Regions from separate parts of the Mus musculus genome. Here region 2 is linked to region 1. Evidence: chromatin loops called from intact Hi-C (ENCODE). Cell type or tissue: heart. All regions are shown on one strand. Links, peaks and the distances in the headings refer to the core of each region. The heading gives the core; the rest is flanking DNA. Region 1 has its middle 8.6 kb from the start of Gm567. Region 2 holds the start of H2az1 (H2A.Z variant histone 1).

Region 1 (10,070 bases), core at 960-8,959:
GGCATAAATAAGAACAAGGAAAGGTTTCCGAGATGACATGACTGAAAGAGAATATGCAGACTGTATCTCACTGGAATTTCTAACCAACCCCCTGCTTATCTTATGTAAGTTAGATGCAAATTCTGAGGAACTTTGGAGGAAAAAAAAAGGAGCAATTTGTTCAGATTAAATAGGAATAACTGGGCTCATAGACAGTTCTTAAAAGAGACAACAGAAAGGTAAGATCTGCGCTACAAGCAGAATAACTTGACAGTTGTGTCTAGAGATGAAATTGAATTAGCAATCGCTGTGGCTCTGGCCTTTGTGAGGCAGAATAAAGATTGAATTTCACTAACATCAACAAAAAGTAGGAGAGGTGCTCTGAATGTGACACTACTGTGCCTGAATGTTGACCAGGTGGAGACAAGAAAGAAGCGGTTTTACAAATCAACCTACCTTACAGACACAGAACTAGAGCCACTTTTAGCTTTTGATAATATTGAATGTGAGATGCTGTATTGTACAGGTACAGGCATAGAGAGCAGTGTCTGGTACAGCACATGCATGCTGACACGTATGTACGTATACACATATGTTGACGTGTGCATGTAGAACAGGTGTAGACAGGAACACGTTTGTCACTCTTCAAGGAAGACAAGACAAGCTTGCTGTCTTAGTTAGGGTTTTATTGTTGAGAAGAGACACCATGACCACACTCTTAAAAAGGAAAACATTTAACTGGGGCTGGCTTACATGTCAGAGATTTAGTCTGTTATTTTCATGGCAGGAAATATGATGGCGTGCTGGCAGACATGGTACTGAAGGAGCTGAGAATTCTACATCAGGAGCCACAGGCGGCAGGAAGAGAACTGTTTTAAGCTTTCTGAAACCAACAAAGCCACATTTACTCCAACTAGAGCCCACCTCTTAATAATGCCGCTCTGTAGGGACCATTTTTCTTTCAAACCTCCACTCTTGTAGAACACAGTTGTCACAGTTTGACACCTCCTGCTGCCTTGCCCAAGAGGTCTACCTTATCTTCACAGAAATCTTCTGTCTGAAGTCATGGTATCAAGCAGCTTGCCTGTGTTGGAGCAAGGTAACAGTGTATGTTTCTGCTGCTGGTGACCTTTTACGATGTAACACTCCACCGAACAAAGGCCTGGGAGCTCTGTCAGTTGACTTCTTTTATTGAAATACACATCCTTTATGCAGCTGGTTGTCCTTCATAAACACAAAGAATCTCAGCTGTCTGGATATCCATTCCTGGAAACCTAATCTGTGGTAGCAACAATGTGTCATTTTCAATTCTCTCAGCAAACCATGAAATAACCAAGCAGTGTCTTTAAAATGCATTATCTCGTGCATGATTTTTTTTTCTTTTAGAAGAAGGGAATTTGTAGAGATGACTGTTAAGTAACTCAGTTATGCTCACGAGCTCACATTTCTTCTATCATCGGTCTTCTCACTTTGGAAATCCTATCTCTTTTTATCGGGCTTGTTTCCTTAAAATCAAAATATGATTATTACTGATCTTGGAGGTATCCCTTCAAAGCCAAGTCCTCCGGGAGGCTAAAGAAAAGATTATTTTTTTAAAAAATGTTTGATTTCTACCCAGGTGGATATTGGTTCAGGGTTCAGCAGCCCAAACTGAACTTACAGTTTACAAAACAGTGGAACAGCAGTTCCTAGCATGTTCAGTTCTTAGGGGAAAACAACCTACCTACAATGGTAAATCTGAAAAGAGATGTTTGTTAGATACAAAGAAAATCAATATCTATCAAAATAAAGTCTGAATTTGATTTCACAGATATAGAAGAGAAGAAATGTGTCTTTTTGTTGCATTTTAAAATTAACTTGCATTTGGACTATAAGGCTGAAGGAGTTCTGCACACAAGGAGATTTCATTCACACAGCAGCAGTATGGCTTCACTTGGTGCAAGGTTGTAATATTATTTGATGTTACTGAAACTTAGTTTTGATGTCAACCAACCAGAATTTAAAAGTATTTAGCAATCTAGAAAAGCATTATTCTGGAGTATATCTGTTGAATCATTTCAGAGGACATTGGCATGTGCAGTTGAGAGATAAGTGGGGCAGATGTACTCTAGTGTATGAAGGAAACATGACATTGTCCCGAATGTCATGTTCATCACACCCCAGGGGCATAAGAGGATCAGGTTTTCTGGCCCTTGCTCTCCAGGACTTACACTAGCATCCCTATGTTCTTTGGCTTCCTGTGGACCTTGGAATGGAACTGAGCAACAGTACTGTCATCACTGGGTCTCAGCCCATAGACAACCCCATGTAGATGAAGCCTCCCCAATAGTGTAAACTGACTCTTTGACGAATCTCTGCTTCTGTACTGTCTCCTCCTGGCTCTGCCTCTCTGGAAATCCTTGTCTAACATGGTGGAGAAGCACAGTGGAAGCCTAGCAGGCATCAGGCAATGGTGGCTTCACTTTCACCAAGTACCCCTTGGGCAGAGCCCCGTGCCCTTCACACCTCTTACACTGCTCCCTTGCCACCCTTCCAGCCAATGAGAGTAGAAATTCCTGTGCTTTAAGCACTGCTTTCTTGTACTCTTTTGAAAACCCCTCCCTCAGTGCTTTGCAGGTTTAAAGAAATGTCAGGCCCCTGACAAAAACAAAATTTAATCATCTCTCACCTAAGTCCCTGGGGGAAATCTGTCCCTCCACTAAGTCTCTGCTCTTCTCTTTGCTTCAAAGGAAGGGTAAGATCCTATTGAGGAGTTGACATTGTGCCTTTGACATTATGCCCTATAAGAATCCTTGATGGTACCGGGTGGGGTGGCGCATGCCTTTAATCCCAGCACTCGAGAGGCAGAGGCAGGTGAATTTCTAAGTTTGAGGCCAGCCTGGTCCACAGAGTGAGTTCCAGGACAGCCAGGGCTATACAGAGAAACCCTGTCTTGAAAAACCAAAAAAAAAAAATATATATATATATATATATATGCATGTATATATGATATACAACCATCAAACTCAGACACTATTGCATATGCCAGAAAGATTTTGCTGACAGGATCCTGACATAGCTCTCTCTTGTGAGGCTATGCCAATGCCTGGCAAATACAAAAGTGGATGCCCACAGTCATCTATTGGATGGAACACAGGGCCCTTAATGAAGGAGCTAGAGAAAGTACCCAAGGAGCTAAAGTGGTCTGCAACCCTATAGGAGGAACGATGGTGTAAACTAACCAGTACCCCCCAGAGCTGTGTCTCTAGGTGCATATGTAGCAGAGGTTGGCCTAGCCGGCCATCAATGGGAGGAGAAAACCTTGGTACTGGGAAGATCATATGCCCCAGTACAGGGGAATGCCAGGCCCAGGAAGTGGGAGTGGGTGGGTTGGGGAGTAGGGTGTGGGGGAGGCTATAGGGGGCTTTAGGGGTAGCATTTGAAATGTAAATGAAGAAAATATCTAGTAAAAAAGAAAGAATCCTTGAGTTGAGGAACCACTTAGGTCTTGATTACCATTCAGAATTAAGGGAAGGCAAAGACACAGACTTCAAAGCATACAAGAACAAAAACATCCCACCCCCTCTCCTAAGCTTGCCAGAATTAGCAAATTAAAATACAGGAAGCCTGGTCTTGTTTGCATGCCAAATACATAATGGCTGCATTTTCATTATAAGAAGGCAACGCAAAGATGGGACAAGTTAACTCATCCATGTACTGCTTTACTAACAGCATTTTAACATCCCTGCCCCTCTCAAAACAAAACAAAACAAAACACCTATTAAAAGAACTATAAACAACTAAGGGAAGCTGAGAGTGTGAGGGACGGCCTTCCTCAGGGAAAGGCATATCAATTGTTTGATGCCAAATGGTCAGTGCTGAAAATATACATATCTGTAACATTATACAGACCGAACACGTCTATTTAGTAATGTGTATGCATGTATGTATGTATGTATGTATGTGTATGTGTGTGAATGTGTGTTCATGTGTATGCATGTGTACAGATATGCATGCAATATCAACTAGTGAATAAAGGAAACCAATAATTTGATAGAGGCAGGAAGTAGTTTATGCAAAGATCTGGAAGGAGAAAAGGGAAGGAATAAATATTATAATTTAATTTAAAATGAATTTTACCAATTTAATTGTCAGCATTGGGTTAAAATATGCAAGGCAGGATGCTGCTGAAAATACATATTTAACACACTCATTGATTTCTGTTAAAGCTATATAAAAGATGTGCATTTCAAGGCACAGATAAGAAAAAAAAGAGAAAGGCTATATTCTCCTTAGCCTCTGCACTAGGGCTGATCATGGTAAATAAGCAAAAAAACAGAAAGCAACAATCAGACTTACAGTCACCTCCTTGGAGCAGAAGGCAGTAACTGAGCAGCTGATAAACTATTTGGCATTGTAGCTAATCTGTCCTTGAGCATACTCCCTCCCTCCTGTATTCACTGATCTGTAGACTCTACCATGCAGATACGGGCTCATTACTGCAGCTCAGTTTCTAAATTCTTACGACCAGAGGTTTGCACTTATCCTCCATTCCATCATCATTGAACGCCCTATGTCTGAGATTACATTGTAAGAGATTGTCTTATACATGGATAACTAGGAAAATGATTTTTATATCTCTACCAGAGCATTCTCAGATTACCCATGGTATCAATAATGTCTTGAACACTGAACGTTTTTAAAATCTGTACTACCTAGTTGCTGTTTGATATTTGTGTGCTACAACTTAACTGTGTTTAAGGTTCGTCTGAAGTTTTCGGGGCAGTTTGACACTGTTATGTATCGTCAACATCAAGTTCCTTACTGTACCAGATTCTAGAAGTATGGTTTGAGTTGCATTGATTTGGAACCTTCTCAATGCTACTGGCTTTCCATAGAATGAGTAACTCAGAGGACATGCCTGAGACTAGGAGAGGATACTTCGGCATAATGACAAAATGCTGTGGAGACAGAGCCAAGGTGGCCAGGAGACAACCATGCAGGGGACAGAGGCCTCCCAGTGACTGCTCCCAATCACCTGGGAAGGTTTTCATCGCATTTAGTTGTCAAAGAGGGCCAGCCGCAGTGCTCCCCAAAGACATGGGATTCACACTTCTTTCTTTTACAAACCACCTTAACTTGTAACCTTTCCTGGAAGGAAGAACACTTTATGTCTAAAGAGCCAGAAGAAACGATTCTGAAAAGAAGCAGGAAGAAGTTTCCTCAGACCCGAAGCCTGTGCATCAATTTCAGGGATGATTATTATCCCATCTGGTGATGTGGTTATGGAAATTTGGGCCGAGAATGTGAGTCGTGTGCTCTCTTGGTGTCCTGCCTCTCCCCAGAGGAGGGAGGGCTGCCAACTATGCAAAGTGCTGGAAACAGATGAAAGCGATGCACTGACCTTGAAGTGTGTTTGGGAGTTCATAGCCCTTTCTGATGCAGGTAGTGTGAATGTGTTTATGAATATTTATCCAGCCTGGCTCTTCAGATCTTCTTAACTGAGTTCTGTTTTTCTCAAGCTGGCCCCTGAACTCCATTGTGCCGAGCCGGAGATGCTGATGAAGCTTAGAGAGAGAATATGACACATAGCAACAGTAAGTGTAATTAAAAAAACTCGTGTCCCAGGCACTCCAGCAACTTCAGCAACCTCTGTTGTGCATCGCAAATCATTCTTGTCAAGAGGAGATAGGGGAGGTGTGAGGAGCCGCCCTCACATTTGCCATTATAAGATGGCACTGACAGCTGTGTTCTAAGTGGTAAACATAGTCTGCACACATGCAGGGGCAGTTTTCCCACCATGTGTTCTGCCTTTCCCGTGATGACAACTGGGCCGATGGGCTGCAGCCAATCAGGGAGTAATACATCCTAGGTGGAGGATAATTCTCCTTAAAAAGGGATGGGGTTTCGCCATTTGCTGGCTTGCTCTCTTGCACTCTGGCTCCTGAAGATGTAAGCAATAAAGCTTTGCCGCAGAAGATTCTGGTTTGTTGCGTCTTTCCTGGCCGGTCGTGAGAACGCGTCTAATAACAATTGGTGCCGAAACCCGGGACGAGAAAAAACTCGGGACTGGCGCAAGGAAGATCCCTCATTCCAGAACCAGAACTGCGGGTCGCGGTAATAAAGGTTCCCGTAAAGCAGACTGTTAAGAAGGATTCAACTGTATGAATTCAGAACTTTTCAGCTGGGGAACGAGAGTACCAGTGAGTACAGCTTTACGAGGTAAGTCTGATCTTGAACTTTCTAAGGAAATTCAAGACAGTCTATCAGAAGTAAAGTGGAATATGTTTGGCCTTGAATTTTTTCTAGTGTTAGAAGCCCTTTTGTTCCTTTTCACATGTTATCAAGTGGTTAAGATAGGGCGGATTCTAGATGAAATTCAGGACAAGCTATCAGAAGTAAAGTGGGGAGAGAGAGTAGGAACAAAGAGGAAACATGGTGCACAAAATAAGTATACAGGCCTTTCCAAGGGTCTTGAACCTGAGGAAAAGTTTAGGTCAGGTAAGAATACCTGGGGAGAGATTAGAAGGAAGGAAAAGAAAAAAGAAAAGAAAAAAGATCGATTAGCGGAGGTCTCTAGGAGATACTCGTCACTAGATGAGCTCAGGAAGCCAGCTCTTAGTAGCTCTGAAGCAGATGAAGAATTCTCCTCTGAGGAAACAGACTGGGAGGAAGAAGCAGCTCATTATGAGAAAAAAGGGTACCAGCCAGGTAAAGTGCTAGCTAATCAGTTAAGGAAGCCAAAAGCGGCTGGCGAAGGCCAGCTTGCTGCTTGGCCTCTTGGCAGTCGGCTTCAAGGTCATAGTGCACCTCCACCCTATGCTGAGCCCCCGCCCTGCGTAGTGCATCAGCCCTGCGCAGAGAGGCAATGGACAGAGAGGCAATGCACAGACTCGTTCATTCCAAAGGAGGAACAAAGGAAAATACAACAGGCATTTCCGGTCTTTGAAGGAGCCGAGGGTGGGCGTGTCCACGCTCCGGTAGCGTATATACAGATTAAAGAGCTTGCCGAGTCGGTCCGTAACTATGGAGTCAGTGCTAATTTCACTATAGCACAAGTGGAAAGGCTTGCGAATCACGCTATGACTCCTGGTGATTGGCAAACGGTTGTAAAAGCCGCTCTCCCTAGTATGGGCAAATATATGGAATGGAAAGCGCTTTGGCACGAAGCTGCACAAGCGCAGGCCCGAGCAAACGCAGCTGCTTTGACTCCAGAGCAGAGAGATTGGACTTTTGACTTGTTAACGGGTCAGGGAGCTTATTCTGCTGATCAAACAAACTACCATTGGGGAGCTTATGCCCAAGTTTCCTCCACGGCTATTAGGGCCTGGAAGGCGCTCTCTCGAGCAGGTGAAACCACTGGTCAGTTAACAAAGATAATCCAGGGACCTCAGGAATCCTTCTCAGATTTTGTGGCCAGAATGACAGAGGCAGCAGAGCGTATTTTTGGAGAGTCAGAGCAAGCTGCGCCTCTGATAAAACAGCTAATCTATGAGCAAGCCACAAAGGAGTGCCGAGCAGCCATAGCCCCAAGAAAGAACAAAGGTTTACAAGACTGGCTCAGGGTTTGTCGGGAGCTTGGGGGACCTCTCACCAATGCAGGCTTAGCGGCTGCCATCCTTCAATCCCAAAAATGCTCCATGGGCAGAAATGATCGGAGGACATGTTTTAACTGCAGGAAGCCTGGGCATCTTAAGAAAGATTGCAGAGCTCCAGGTAAACAGGGAGGGACTCTCACTCTTTGCTCTAAGTGTGGCAAGGGTTATCATAGAGCTGACCAGTGTCGCTCTGTGAGGGATATAAAGGGCAGAGTCCTTCCCCCACCTGATAGTCAATCAGCTTATGTGCCAAAAAACGGGTCATCGGGCCCTCGGTCCCAGGGCCCTCAAAGATATGGGAACCGGTTTGTCAGGACCCAGGAAGCAGTCAGAGAGGCGACCCAGGAAGACCCACAAGGGTGGACCTGCGTGCCGCCTCCGACTTCCTATTAATGCCTCAAATGAGTATTCAGCCGGTGCCGGTGGAGCCTATACCATCCTTGCCCCTGGGAACCATGGGCCTTATTCTCGGCCGGGGTTCACTCACCTTGCAGGGCTTAGTAGTCCACCCTGGAGTTATGGATTGTCAACATTCCCCTGAAATACAGGTCCTGTGCTCAAGCCCTAAAGGCGTTTTTTCTATTAGTAAAGGAGATAGGATAGCTCAGCTGCTGCTCCTCCCTGATAATACCAGGGAGAAATTTGCAGGACCTGAGATAAAGAAAATGGGCTCCTCAGGAAATGATTCTGCCTATTTGGTTGTATCTTTGAATAATAGACCTAAGCTCCGCCTTAAGATCAACGGAAAAGAGTTTGAAGGCATCCTTGATACCGGAGCAGATAAAAGTATAATTTCTACACATTGGTGGCCCAAAGCATGGCCCACCACAGAGTCATCTCATTCATTACAGGGCCTAGGTTATCAATCATGTCCCACTATAAGCTCCGTTGCCTTGACGTGGGAATCCTCTGAAGGACAGCAAGGGAAATTCATACCTTATGTGCTCCCACTCCCGGTTAACCTCTGGGGAAGGGATATTATGCAGCATTTGGGCCTTATTTTGTCCAATGAGAGAGCAGCGTTGGGGGATAATGTCGATATTTCCACTCCCAATGACGGTGATGTATAATGCTCAAGTATTCTCCTGCTTTTTTACCACTAACTGGGAACTGGGTTTAGCCTTGATTCAGACAGCCTTGGCTCTGTCTGGACAGGTCCAGACGACTGACACCATTAACACTTTGTCAGCCTCAGTGACTACAGTCATAGATAAACAGGCCTCAGCTAATGTCAAGATACAGGGAGGTCTCATGCTGGTTAATCAACGCATAGATCTTGTCCAGAAACAACTAGATGTATTATGACAAATAACTCAGCAGGGATGTGAACAAAAGTTTCCGGGATTGTGTGTTATTTCCATTCAGTATGTTAAATTTACTAGGGCAGCTAATTTGTCAAAAAGTCTTTTTCAGTATATGTTACAGAATTGGATGGCTGAATTTGAACAGATCCTTCGGGAATTGAGACTTCAGGTCAACTCCACGCGCTTGGACCTGTCGCTGACCAAAGGATTACCCAATTGGATCTCCTCAGCATTTTCCTTCTTTAAAAAATGGGTGGGATTAATATTATTTGGAGATACACTTTGCTGTGGATTAGTGTTGCTTCTTTGATTGGTCTGTAAGCTTAAGGCCCAAACTAGGAGAGACAAGGTGGTTATTGCCCAGGCGCTTGCAGGACTAGAACATGGTGCTTCCCCTGATATATAGTTATCTATGCTTAAGCAATAGGTCGCTGGCCACTCAGCTCTTAAACCCCACGAGGCTAGTCTCATTGCACGGGATAGAGTGAGTGTGCTTCAGCAGCCCGAGAGAGTTGCACGGCTAAGCACTGCAGTAGAAGGGCTCTGCGGCATATATGAGCCTATTCTAGGGAGACATGTCATCTTTCAAGAAGGTTGAGTGTTCAAGTGTCCTTCCCCCAGGAAAAACAACACGGGACCAGACCAGGACCCCTCTGGGTGATGAGCCTGGGAGGAGGTTATGTGTACGGCTCCTTTACCTGCACACTGGGGATTTGACCTCTATCTCCACTCTCATTAATATGGGTGGCCTATTGCTCTTATTAAAAGAAAAGGGGGATCTGTGAGGAGCCGCCCTCACATTTGCCATTATAAGATGGCACTGACAGCTGTGTTCTAAGTGGTAAACATAGTCTGCACACATGCAGGGGCAGTTTTCCCACCATGTGTTCTGCCTTTCCCGTGATGACAACTGGGCCGATGGGCTGCAGCCAATCAGGGAGTAATACATCCTAGGTGGAGGATAATTCTCCTTAAAAAGGGATGGGGTTTCGCCATTTGCTGGCTTGCTCTCTTGCACTCTGGCTCCTGAAGATGTAAGCAATAAAGCTTTGCCGCAGAAGATTCTGGTTTGTTGCGTCTTTCCTGGCCGGTCGTGAGAACGCGTCTAATAACAGGGAGGAATTGAATTCCCCTGGGGGTTGGAACACATGCTTTAACCATTGATTCATTTTAACAGAAATGAAACCATCACTCTAGCCCACCACCTTTG
Region 2 (10,070 bases), core at 1,333-9,332, 580 kb after region 1:
ATTTCCTTATATCCCATGTCTTTTAAAAAGCATCATTAGTATATACCTACAATAGTAACTAATGAAATATCATGAGAAGAAAAGGCCATTTTTGTTTTGTTTTTTTTTTTCCATTTTTTATTAGGTATTTAGCTCATTTACATTTCCAATGCTATACCAAAAGTCCCCCATACCCACCCATCCCCAATCCCCTACCCACCCACTCCCCCTTTTTGGTGTTAAAACAATAAATGCCCCCAAAATTTGAAACGTTGATATGATTTTTTTAACTGAGTTTTTGTTTTGTTTGTTTGTTTGTTTTGTAGCACTGGCTGTCCTGGAACTAGCTTTTCTCTTTTCTTTTCTTTTCTTTTCTTTTCTTTTCTTTTCTTTTCTTTTCTCTTTTCTTTTCTTTTCTTTTCTTTTCTTTTCTTTTCTTCTTTCTTTTCTTTTCTTTTCTTTTCTTTTCTCTTCTCTTTTTTCTTTTCTTTTCTTTTCTTTTCTCTCCCCTTCCCTTCCCTTTTCCCTTCCCTTTTCCCTTCCCTTCCCTCTTTTCTTTTCTTTTCTTTTCTTTTCTTTTCTTTTCTTTCTTTTTCTTTCTTTCTTTCTTTCTTTCTTTCTTTTTCTTTCTTTCTTACTTTTTGTCCCCTTTTTGGTTTTTTAAGACAAGGTTTCTCTGTGTAGCCTTGGTGGTTTGAAACTCCCTCTGTAGACCAGGCTGGCCTTGAGCTAACAGAGATTCACCTGCCTCTGCCTTCTAAATGCTTTGATCAAAGTTGTGTACAACAGCCCTTTGCTAGTTAGAAGAGTTATTAGAGGACTAGAGACATGGACCAGGACCTAAAAGCACTGACTGCTTTTCCAGAGGACTTGGATACAATTCCCAGCATCCATGGTGTCTACCAATCATCTATAACTCTATTTCCAGTTAACTCAGTGCCATCTCCTGGCTTTCATGGGTATCAGGATTGTACATCATATGCAGATATACATGCAGGCAATGTCCCATGCACAAAAAATGGAAAAGATAAAATTAAGAAAACAGCAATAAACATGAAAAATGAAAAGGATACACTAAAATCCATAATCTCTGAATTTCTGTCCTGATGTGGATGTCTGGATTGAGATTTTGCTGGTTATCTTTACAACTTATGCTCTGCATCTGTGAATTGTGTGCCTCTGCAGTCAGAAGTGTGTCATTTTACCACTGAATTAAGGTCCAAGGCATCTCTTAATGATGCTTATGAGAGGAGTTTGGAAGAGATATGGCTGCTGTGACATGGGTGCGGATGCACCTGTCGATCTGTGCTCACTTTATTGAGCCTTTCACAGTTATGCAGTGTTGGTTTTTCTGATTCTGTGAGCTATGTGATAAGTGCAGAAACTATGGCTCAGCGCTTGATTTACGTGAAGCCATGCCGAATGAGAGAGGCTGTCTAGTTCCTTTATTCTCAGTCAACCGTTTGTATTTTATCACATTTTGGAATTCAGTCACTGACAGATGAAGGAGTCCTTAAAGATCCCCCATCCCATGTCCTAAGAGAATCAAGATCCTGACATGAATTTTCTGGTTAGAAATTCTGCCATTGTCTATAAATGTTAATATCCTTTGAAATAGCTTGGAAATCTGTTCCTCTCTGCTTAAAAATAGGCATTTGAAGCAAGACGTAGTTGAGAAATTTGGAATTTCCGAGTGTGACATTATCTCAAACTGTTTACAGGAAAAGCTGAGGACAAGGCTGAAGAGGAGATAGTAACTGGAAACAGAAAGCCTGCCTTCTAGGAGAGGCCGTTCAAGTTCATAGTAGTGACAGTGCTTCATATTCATATATATTTTGTAATAAAAGAATTTATTACATTGGCAATTGTGGGGTTGGGACTGTAACTGCATAGGATATTTGCCTACCATATGAGAGCCCTAGGTTTGATTTCCAGCACTGTACACTACAAAATTGGTATGGCATTGAATAATGTACACACACACACACACGTATTATCATAACTACAACTACAGTAAAGACAACTCAAAAAGAGTAGCACATTTGTATCAGACCCTTCTCAGCCCGGGCTAAGGACAATTACTGTGAAAAGAGGATGAGCTAGTGTTGTCTTCTACTTTGAGGAAGCAGAAAGCCGTTGTGACTGTGTTAAAGTGACCTGGGAGGACAGGTGAGCTGGCTGTGCGTATGTCGGTTACTTGTCTATTGCTGTGATAAAGGACTGTGACTAAGGCAACGTAAATAAGAAACAGTTTGGGCTGGTGAGATGGCTCAGCGGTTAAGAGCACTGACTGCTCTTCCAAAGGTCAGGAGTTCAAATCCCAGCAACCACATGGTGGCTCACAACCATCCCTAACAAGATCTAACGCCTTCTTCTGGAGTGTCTGAAGACAGATGCAGTGTACTTACATATAGTAAATAAATCTAAAACAAAAAAAAGAAAGAAAGAAAGAGAGAGAGAGAGAGAGAGAGAGAGAGAGAGAGAGAAAGAGAGAGAAAAGAAATAGTTTATTTGGGCTTATAGTTCCAGAGGGTGGAAGTATCTGATGGCAAGAAAGCACAGTGGCAGGTGACAGGCATGACTGCAGGAACCCCGTCAAGGGCAAGCAGAAAGCCAGCAGTGTGAACTGGAAGTGACCAAACTACCTAAAGTGTCCCGGAAGGTGCTGCCAACTTGGATCAAGTGTTCAAATGCTTGAGACTACGAAACACTGTTTAGTTAGTTTTATGTCAGTTGTTTGACAAAGCTACAGCTGTTTGACAAAGCTACTCTCAATTGAGAAAATGCCTCCATACAATTTGCCTGTAGGTGAGTCTACAATGCATTTGAATTAGTGATTGGCCTGGGAGGGTCTAGGCCAACCCTAGACTGATGGTCCTGGGTTCTATAAGAGAACAGACTGAATAAGCATGAGCAAGTCGGTACACAGTACTTCTCCATGGCCTCTGCATCAACTGCTTTGGTTGCATCTGACTCCTGCTTTGGTTTCTACCCTGACTTCTTTGGATAGCTGACTATGAACTGCCAGCTGAAATAAACCTTTCCCTTTCCAAGTTGCCTTTGGTGGTGGTGTTTATCATAGCAATAGAAAACTAAGACAGAGCCACTTTTATTCAAACCACAGCATTCCACTTCCTGGTCCCCATTAGGTGTTGTTTTTAAAACAAAAGCCCAAACTTTCATTTTTACCAAATGAAGATCTAGGAGACAGAGAGGCAGAGAAGCACCCAGCTGACCTTCCTCCTCAACCATCCTCCCAGAATGAAAGAGCCAGCTCTCCTTCTCCACACTACCCCTCAAACCCTTCCAACTCAATGTCCCTCCTTTCTACTTCTGGTTCATCTCTCTATCCGTCCTCCTGACTTCCTCTCACTATGGTTTTTTTTTTCTTATGTTCCCTACCTCATGTCTACTGGTTGCTTGCTCTGCCTCTTGACCCATGACTTATTCAATCTTGTTTAGAAAGCTCTCAGATTAAAGGTGTGTGCTAGGTCTGAGCCACACTACAACTAGGGACAGGTTTTTCCAGCTCACAGCACATGTGATCCAATATGCTGCAGTACATAGGCTTGTGGACACGTCATAACGTAAAATATACTTAGTCCAGCTTTTACAGTCCTAGTCTTTCACAGTCTCGACATAGTTTAAAGGTCTCTTCTAAGACTCTAGGCAAGCTCTTAATTGTAACACACTGTAAAATTAAAAAGCAGATGACATACTTCCAAGATTCTATGGTATAGAGTATACATTATAATTCCAAAAGACAGGAGTAGGGACACTGGAATGGCTAAAATTATGTTTTAGTTCTTAGTTCTGCACTTGAAAGATCTATAAAACAAAAGTGCCTTTAACCTGTAAGTCCTTCTTGCCCAAGGACAGAGAACTTCCTGGACTGCTGGGGGCTGTTGTTCCTGTGAGATAACAGCCACGTGGTTCCACTCCCATAAAGAAGCTTGATTGCCCCAACTGGACAGGATGTGCTAGATCACACATACGTGGCAGGTTATGTAGGCAGGAAGTATGTCAAGATGTATGCTTGCCCCTGATTGGACAGACATGGGAAGGATGTGACCTTGTGGCTTTTGCTTTTATAAGTTCCTAACTAATGAAATTCGAGGCCATATTCTGGAAATCCTGGCTATGGCCCTGGCTAACATCCAATGTTCTGGCCAGCGCTGAATAAAGCTTGCTTCAAATTTGACTCAAAAAAAAAAAAAAAAAATTGTGGTTGTTATCTTACTCTTGCCCACTGGGATTAGCATCATTAGGAAATACTAGCCCAAAGCAAGACCAAACTCAACAGGACAGATACCAAATTCTGAAGTTCTATTTTTGGTAGCAAAGGCTCTGCCCCTCCAATTTTGCTGCCTACAAAACACAGCTTTCTTGGGCTGGCTCCATTCCATGTATGCAGTTCTCCTTGGCGGATATCCCACATGGCTCTTAGCACTACTGCCTTCCAGGCTACTATGATGATCTATTAAGCTCTACTTACATCGTGCAATCTCTTTTGACGTTCAAAGTCCCAAACTCTTCCACGTTCCTCCAAAAAAACAACAAAAAACAAACAACAACAACAAAAAACCATAGTTCTTTACAGTAACACCACTCTTAGTACCAACTTCTACATCAGGTACTTTTTTGCTGTTGAGACAAAGACCATGACCATGGCAACTTCTAGAAAGGGCTTATTTTTGGCTCACAGCTCCAATGGATAAGTCTCCATTAGGGCAGAAGGTACAGAACAAGCAGCAGGGGTTGCAGGAGAAGGAAGTGGCGAGCTCCTTACATCTTTAACTGCAAGCACGCGGCAGAGAAACTGAATTGGATAGAAGTGGTGTGAAACTTCGAATCCCAAGGTCTGCTCTCCATGCCATACGCTTCCCAGCCAGGCTGGACCACCTAAATCTCCCCAGACTTGGAACCCAGTGTTTGAATGCCCAACACTGTGAGTGACATTTTTTTAATTCAAGCACATTGGCACAGTTTGAGTGTCCTTTAAGCTTGCCATTTCCATATCAAAAGATGCATACGTAACAGTCAAGAAAAACCAATTAGGAATATGTTATTTTCTCTTCCCTTCTGTTTTAGATTGTTCTATTGCTGTGAAGAGAGATCAAGACCAAAGCAGCTCTTATAAAGGAAAGCATTTAATTGGGGGCTGGCTTACAGTTCCAGATGCTTAGTTCCTGATCGTTATGGCAGCAGGCATGGCAGCAGGCAGGAAGGTGTAAGGCTAAGAGCTTATATCCTAAGCCTTTAATCCCAGCACTTGGGAGGCAGAGGCAGGTGGATTTCCAAGTTCGAGGACAGCCTGGTCTACAGAGTGAGCTCCAGGACAGCCAGGGCTATACAGAGAAACCCTGTCTCAAAAAAAAAAAAAAAAAAAAAAAAAAAAAAAAAAAAGCTTATATCCTGATCTACAGTCTACAGGCACACACAGGCGAGATTGAGCCTGGCTTAACAGTTTTAAACCTTAAAGTGATCTCCTGTTGCATGCTTCCTCCAACAAGGCCACACCTACCAGTCCTTCCCAATCAGTTCTACTAAGGCCCAAACATTCAAATATTATGAGCCTATAGGGCTATTTTCTCTCAAATCACCACACTTTCCTTATTCTCCTTATAGGATAGTTGTTTGTTGAGTATATGCTGATTGTCAAGCACATGTTACCATGTAATCTGCATAAGGTTTTCCTAAATCCTTTAAGGGCTATGTGAAAAAGGTGGGGTGGGGCTTGAGCTTTCAAAGGTTACTAACCTTTCTGAAAAGCATGGTAGTGTGCACCTATAAGCTCAGCATATACAATGCAGAGGCAGGAGAATCACAAGTTTGAGCTCAACGTTATCTATATAGAAAATCCCAGGCTAGCCTGGGCTACAGAATTAAGATCATGTTTCAAAAATAAGAATAAAAAACATTTTAAAAGGCACAAGCAGAAAGGGTTGAGAACTAAGATTACAGTGAGGAGGCGCCACAGAACTCACATGTACTTGCTAGTTTATTCTTGCTACCACTCTTCAGTGAAGAAAAGTCAACCTTTTAGTTGGATTCCATGGGAAAAAGCTCACACAGAATTCTCTAGAGAATGGACGTATGTTATGAGGTAAATATCAAGAAATCCCATCAGAAGCCAGGGATAGCCTACTGGGCTTGGCTTTATACTTGGTTTTTTTTTTTGAAGACAGGGCCTCAGTCTGTAGCTGTAGATGGCTTGGAACTCACTGTGTAGACCGTGTGGGCCTTGAAGTCACAAAGATCTGCCTGCCTCTGCCTCTCAAGGGCTGGTATTAAGGATGTAGGTTGCCACCATCACAGCAGGCCAGTCCTTAGGTGTCTGAAATGCCATCGTTGTAGAGTTGACTAGCATTCTGCTTATGACTCTTCTGATGCAGCCTTCTAGGTGCTGGGATGTCAGGAGCCTCAGTTGTTTTCGGCATGTGATGACATCATTACAATTCCTTAGTTCCAATAAGCCTCGGAATCAATATTGTTTGGAGTCTCTCCTCTAGCATTAATGTCCTGGTATCAGAGAGTTCCTCTAATTTCATAAAATCTCCCAAACTTAAGTACTAATAATGTGGAGTTTACGCTTCAATATTCTCTTCATATTACTATTCAATTATGTAAAAAGTATAAACCGGTGATATAACTCGACGGGTGCTAGCTGTGTGAGAGTTGACTACCTGATACCTGAGTTTATCTCTGGAACCCTGGAAAGAGAGCACTCACTCAAGTTGTCATCCGATTTCCACAACTATAGTAATGAGGTGAGCACCCGCGCCCACCCACATGGCCACACAATCATGTTTAATTGAAAAGTGCTACGTATTAATATAAATGCGAAATTCGCAAGACTCAGATAATTATGGTCTCCAAGCAGCGAGTGATAAATGCAGGTGCTGTAGATCTACTAACTGCACGTCTAAGTGGCTGGCATCAGGACAGTACCGTGTGTACAAGTCTATTTTTTTTTTTAAGCCCAGCATTTGTAACTGATTACATGAACCATCTGTAACTGCTTGTGAATCATGTTACAGTTACCCCACTGACATTTACCAACATTTGTCATGTGGCAAAATGTTTTAGTGTAGGAAAGCTGACACATAATAGCTTTAATGTTTCAACAAATCAACTTTAGACACTAGGCTATAGGTGCATCCCATTGATGCGAAGTCTTCGCAAAAATATGGCCGGTGACTTCATTATAAAAAACCGCTTCATCCCAAGCTTCCTGTGTGTAGACAAAATTACTTGTTATCCCCACGGTAACTTGGCTCCACTGTTGTTATGAGACAGGATGAGGGGGGTGAGGGGTAACAAGAGGTGAGGACAGAAGTGGAGGAAGATGAAAAAACTACCGGGGGTGGGGTAGGTGACACTTTTATCAGGGAAGTGGTTCACCAAGTAGAGGCCGAGCTGAGCTCTTCTTGCCGGACGCCTTCGAGCCACCTGTCAGAAGGCAGGACTCTGAAGGAAACCGAGATCTGCGGACACGAAAGGCCAGGCCAGAGGGCAACCGAGAGGCGCCGGTTGTCAGCGAGGGGGCCAGGCTAGACCGGGAGGGAAGCTCACGTGGTCTCCGGAGCACCGCGGGGGAGTGGAGGGGGGGAGGCTGCAGCGGGGAGGACGCCAGCGCGCGCTCCTCCCCAGCCTTCCAGCTCCTCCCTCCAGGCACGTGACACCACCGTCCACTCGCTCGGTGGCGCAGCGCTCTGTTGCTGCCCTCCCGCCGCGGCGCCCCTTCTTCTCCCGGTCCTCGTCCCGCCGCATCTCCTCCCCCCCTAACTCATCCCCCACGCGCCAATCATCGCTCGAGCTCCCGAGCGCCCGCCCCGCCACTCCGCTGTGCGTTCTCCCATTGGCTGGAGCCTCAAGGACGCGTCCCGAGGGCGGGAGGCAACCATTGGTGGGCCGAACCGGCCGAGTTCCCGGATGAGGGAACATTCTGCAGTATAAAGGGCGCGAGGAAGGCGGGAGACGGCGCAGTTTGAATCGCGGTCCGACGGAGGAGTGGGCGCTGGGATCTCGCTGAGCGTCCGCCTGGCCTCGTCTCTTCCTCGCTCGTCGGAGCTTCAGCACGGTCCGAGATGGTAACGTGAAGAGTGACGGCGGGCGGCCGCGGGCTGCAGGCTCCGAGCGGGCGGGGCCGCCGTCCCCGGGGCTGGGAGAGGCGGCGGCGGCGGCGAGTGGGAGCGTGCGGGGACGGGGTCGGGACGAGCGGAGGGGAGGTGTTTTCGGAGCCCCGGAGCTCCAGGCGGGAGGCGACGGTTGGGGGGGCGCGCACGGCGCGGCTGGGAGCCGGCGCGGGGGCGCGCAGCCGCGGCGGGCTCGCGGCAGGGGTCGGCGGGGGAGAAGGGCGGGCGGGGGGCGAGCGGCGGCCCGGGGTCCCCGGCGGGGCGGGCGGCGGGCGGCCGAGCGCGCGCTCGCTCGCCTCCAGGACGCGCTGTGGTGGGGGAGGGGCGCGCCGCCTTGGTAATTCTATCTTCTCCGTCCCTCCCGGGCTCGCGGGCGTCGGCGGCGCCGCAGGCTGGCGGTAAGGCTGGAAAGGACTCCGGAAAGGCCAAGACAAAGGCGGTTTCCCGCTCGCAGCGAGCCGGCTTGCAGGTGGGTAGCAACTGCCGCAGTCGGGTGACCGGGCCTTTATGTTTGCACCCCCCTTGCTTGTTTGTCTGCACCCTCCATGGGTGTTCCATCTTAGCATGAGTGATGTGTCGCGACTTGGCCCTGCGGAGACAGTGAATACTGGGGTTTGGGGAGGGGGGGCGTCGGATCACATGTGTGTTAACTGGCGGGGCGCGTTGGTGCACCACCACCGTCCTTGGCTTTGGCGCGCACATCTTATCTTAACGAATTTCCTATCTTTGTGCATTTTTTTTCTTGTTTGTTCGTTTGTTTGTGTGCATAAAAATCAAGTTCCCTGTGGGCCGTATTCATCGACACCTGAAATCTAGGACAACCAGCCACGGACGTGTGGGCGCGACCGCCGCTGTGTACAGCGCAGCCATCCTGGAGTACCTCACCGCAGAGGTAAGCGGGAGTACGCCTGTGATCTGGAAAAGCTCTGGGGGGGCGGGGGAAAGTGGCGAGAGAGGAGGAAAGTGATGCAAGAAAACTCGCAGGCCCTAAGAGCGGCGCGCAGACCGAGGGAGCGCTAGAGGGAGCTCGCGTTCAGCCGAGGAGGCTGCTGGGCCAGAGTGTGCTGCTCCTGCAAATGCAATTGCGTGCCCCTTCGGGGTTTTTTGGGTGGTTTTTTTTTTTTTTTTGCATAATTCTGCATAATTTTATCATTCAGGTAGTAGGGAATGACAACAGTTGGTAAATAACACCATTGAGGTTCAAAGATCTTGATTGAAAGTAAGTTGGAATATTGATCATCAGATTTTTATTTATTTTTTGCCTTTTAGGTACTTGAGTTGGCAGGAAATGCGTCAAAAGACTTAAAGGTAAAGCGTATCACCCCTCGTCACTTGCAGCTTGCTATACGTGGAGATGAAGAATTGGATTCTCTGATCAAAGCTACCATTGCTGGTGGTGGTATGTCATCCCTAAACTCCTAACATTCTATTTAAGAAGAAAATTCCTACACTCCCATTGTTTCTAGAAGAGATTTCAGTACAGGGTGCTTTCATGGGGTTTGGCTTTCCACTTAGTTTTTGCTAAGATCATTGTTCATCCCTCAAGTTTTCACTTTGTATATGAATTTTACCTGCTTTGAGTTCATGTATTGTTTTTTTAAATGTTTATCCAGAAGGTAGACTTAATCTGTGTCCCTCTCCTAGGTGTCATCCCACACATCCACAAATCGCTGATCGGGAAGAAAGGACAACAGAAGACTGTTTAAGGATGCCTGGATTCCTTATTATCTCAGGACTCTAAATATTCCTAACAGCTGTCCAGTGTTGGTGATTCCAGTGGACTGTATCTCTGTGAAAAACACAATTTTGCCTTTTTGTAATTCTATTTGAGCAAGTTGGAGGCTTAATTAGCCTTCCAACCAACCAAATTTCTGCATTCGAGTCTTAACCATATTTAAGTGTTACTGTGGCTTCAAAGAAGCTATTGATTCTGAAGTAGTGGGTTTTGATTGA

Evidence for each region. Peaks named below come from ENCODE experiments on the same cell type or tissue, not always from the same donor. Only the 100,000 strongest peaks of a DNase experiment are listed, where the experiment ranks them.
Region 2: it touches region 1 in a loop (4-fold over the local background); 1 of 42 quality-filtered maps calls a loop at or near these places.

What each region holds. Positions count from the first base shown.
Region 1 is chr3:137,275,941-137,286,010 of GRCm38, forward strand. No RefSeq gene overlaps it. Among named protein-coding and RNA genes, the nearest start is that of Gm567, 8.6 kb to the right of the region's middle. In heart, for the core only: no CTCF peak of the experiment used is centred there; a DNase peak (open chromatin) is centred at 5,311.
Region 2 is chr3:137,856,625-137,866,694 of GRCm38, forward strand. H2az1 (H2A.Z variant histone 1) reads left to right here and starts at 7,863. Exons shown (of 5, transcript NM_016750.3): 1 at 7,863-8,072; 2 at 8,509-8,586; 3 at 8,896-9,009; 4 at 9,387-9,516; 5 at 9,762-10,070. The coding sequence starts at 8,070. The coding sequence ends at 9,823. Gm43403 (predicted gene 43403) reads right to left here and starts at 7,702. Exons shown (of 2, transcript NR_169184.1): 1 at 7,341-7,702; 2 at 7,063-7,213. In heart, for the core only: a CTCF peak has its summit at 9,155; DNase peaks (open chromatin) are centred at 4,367, 7,757, 8,597 and 9,097; H3K4me3 peaks cover 2,658 bases; H3K27ac peaks cover 2,582 bases.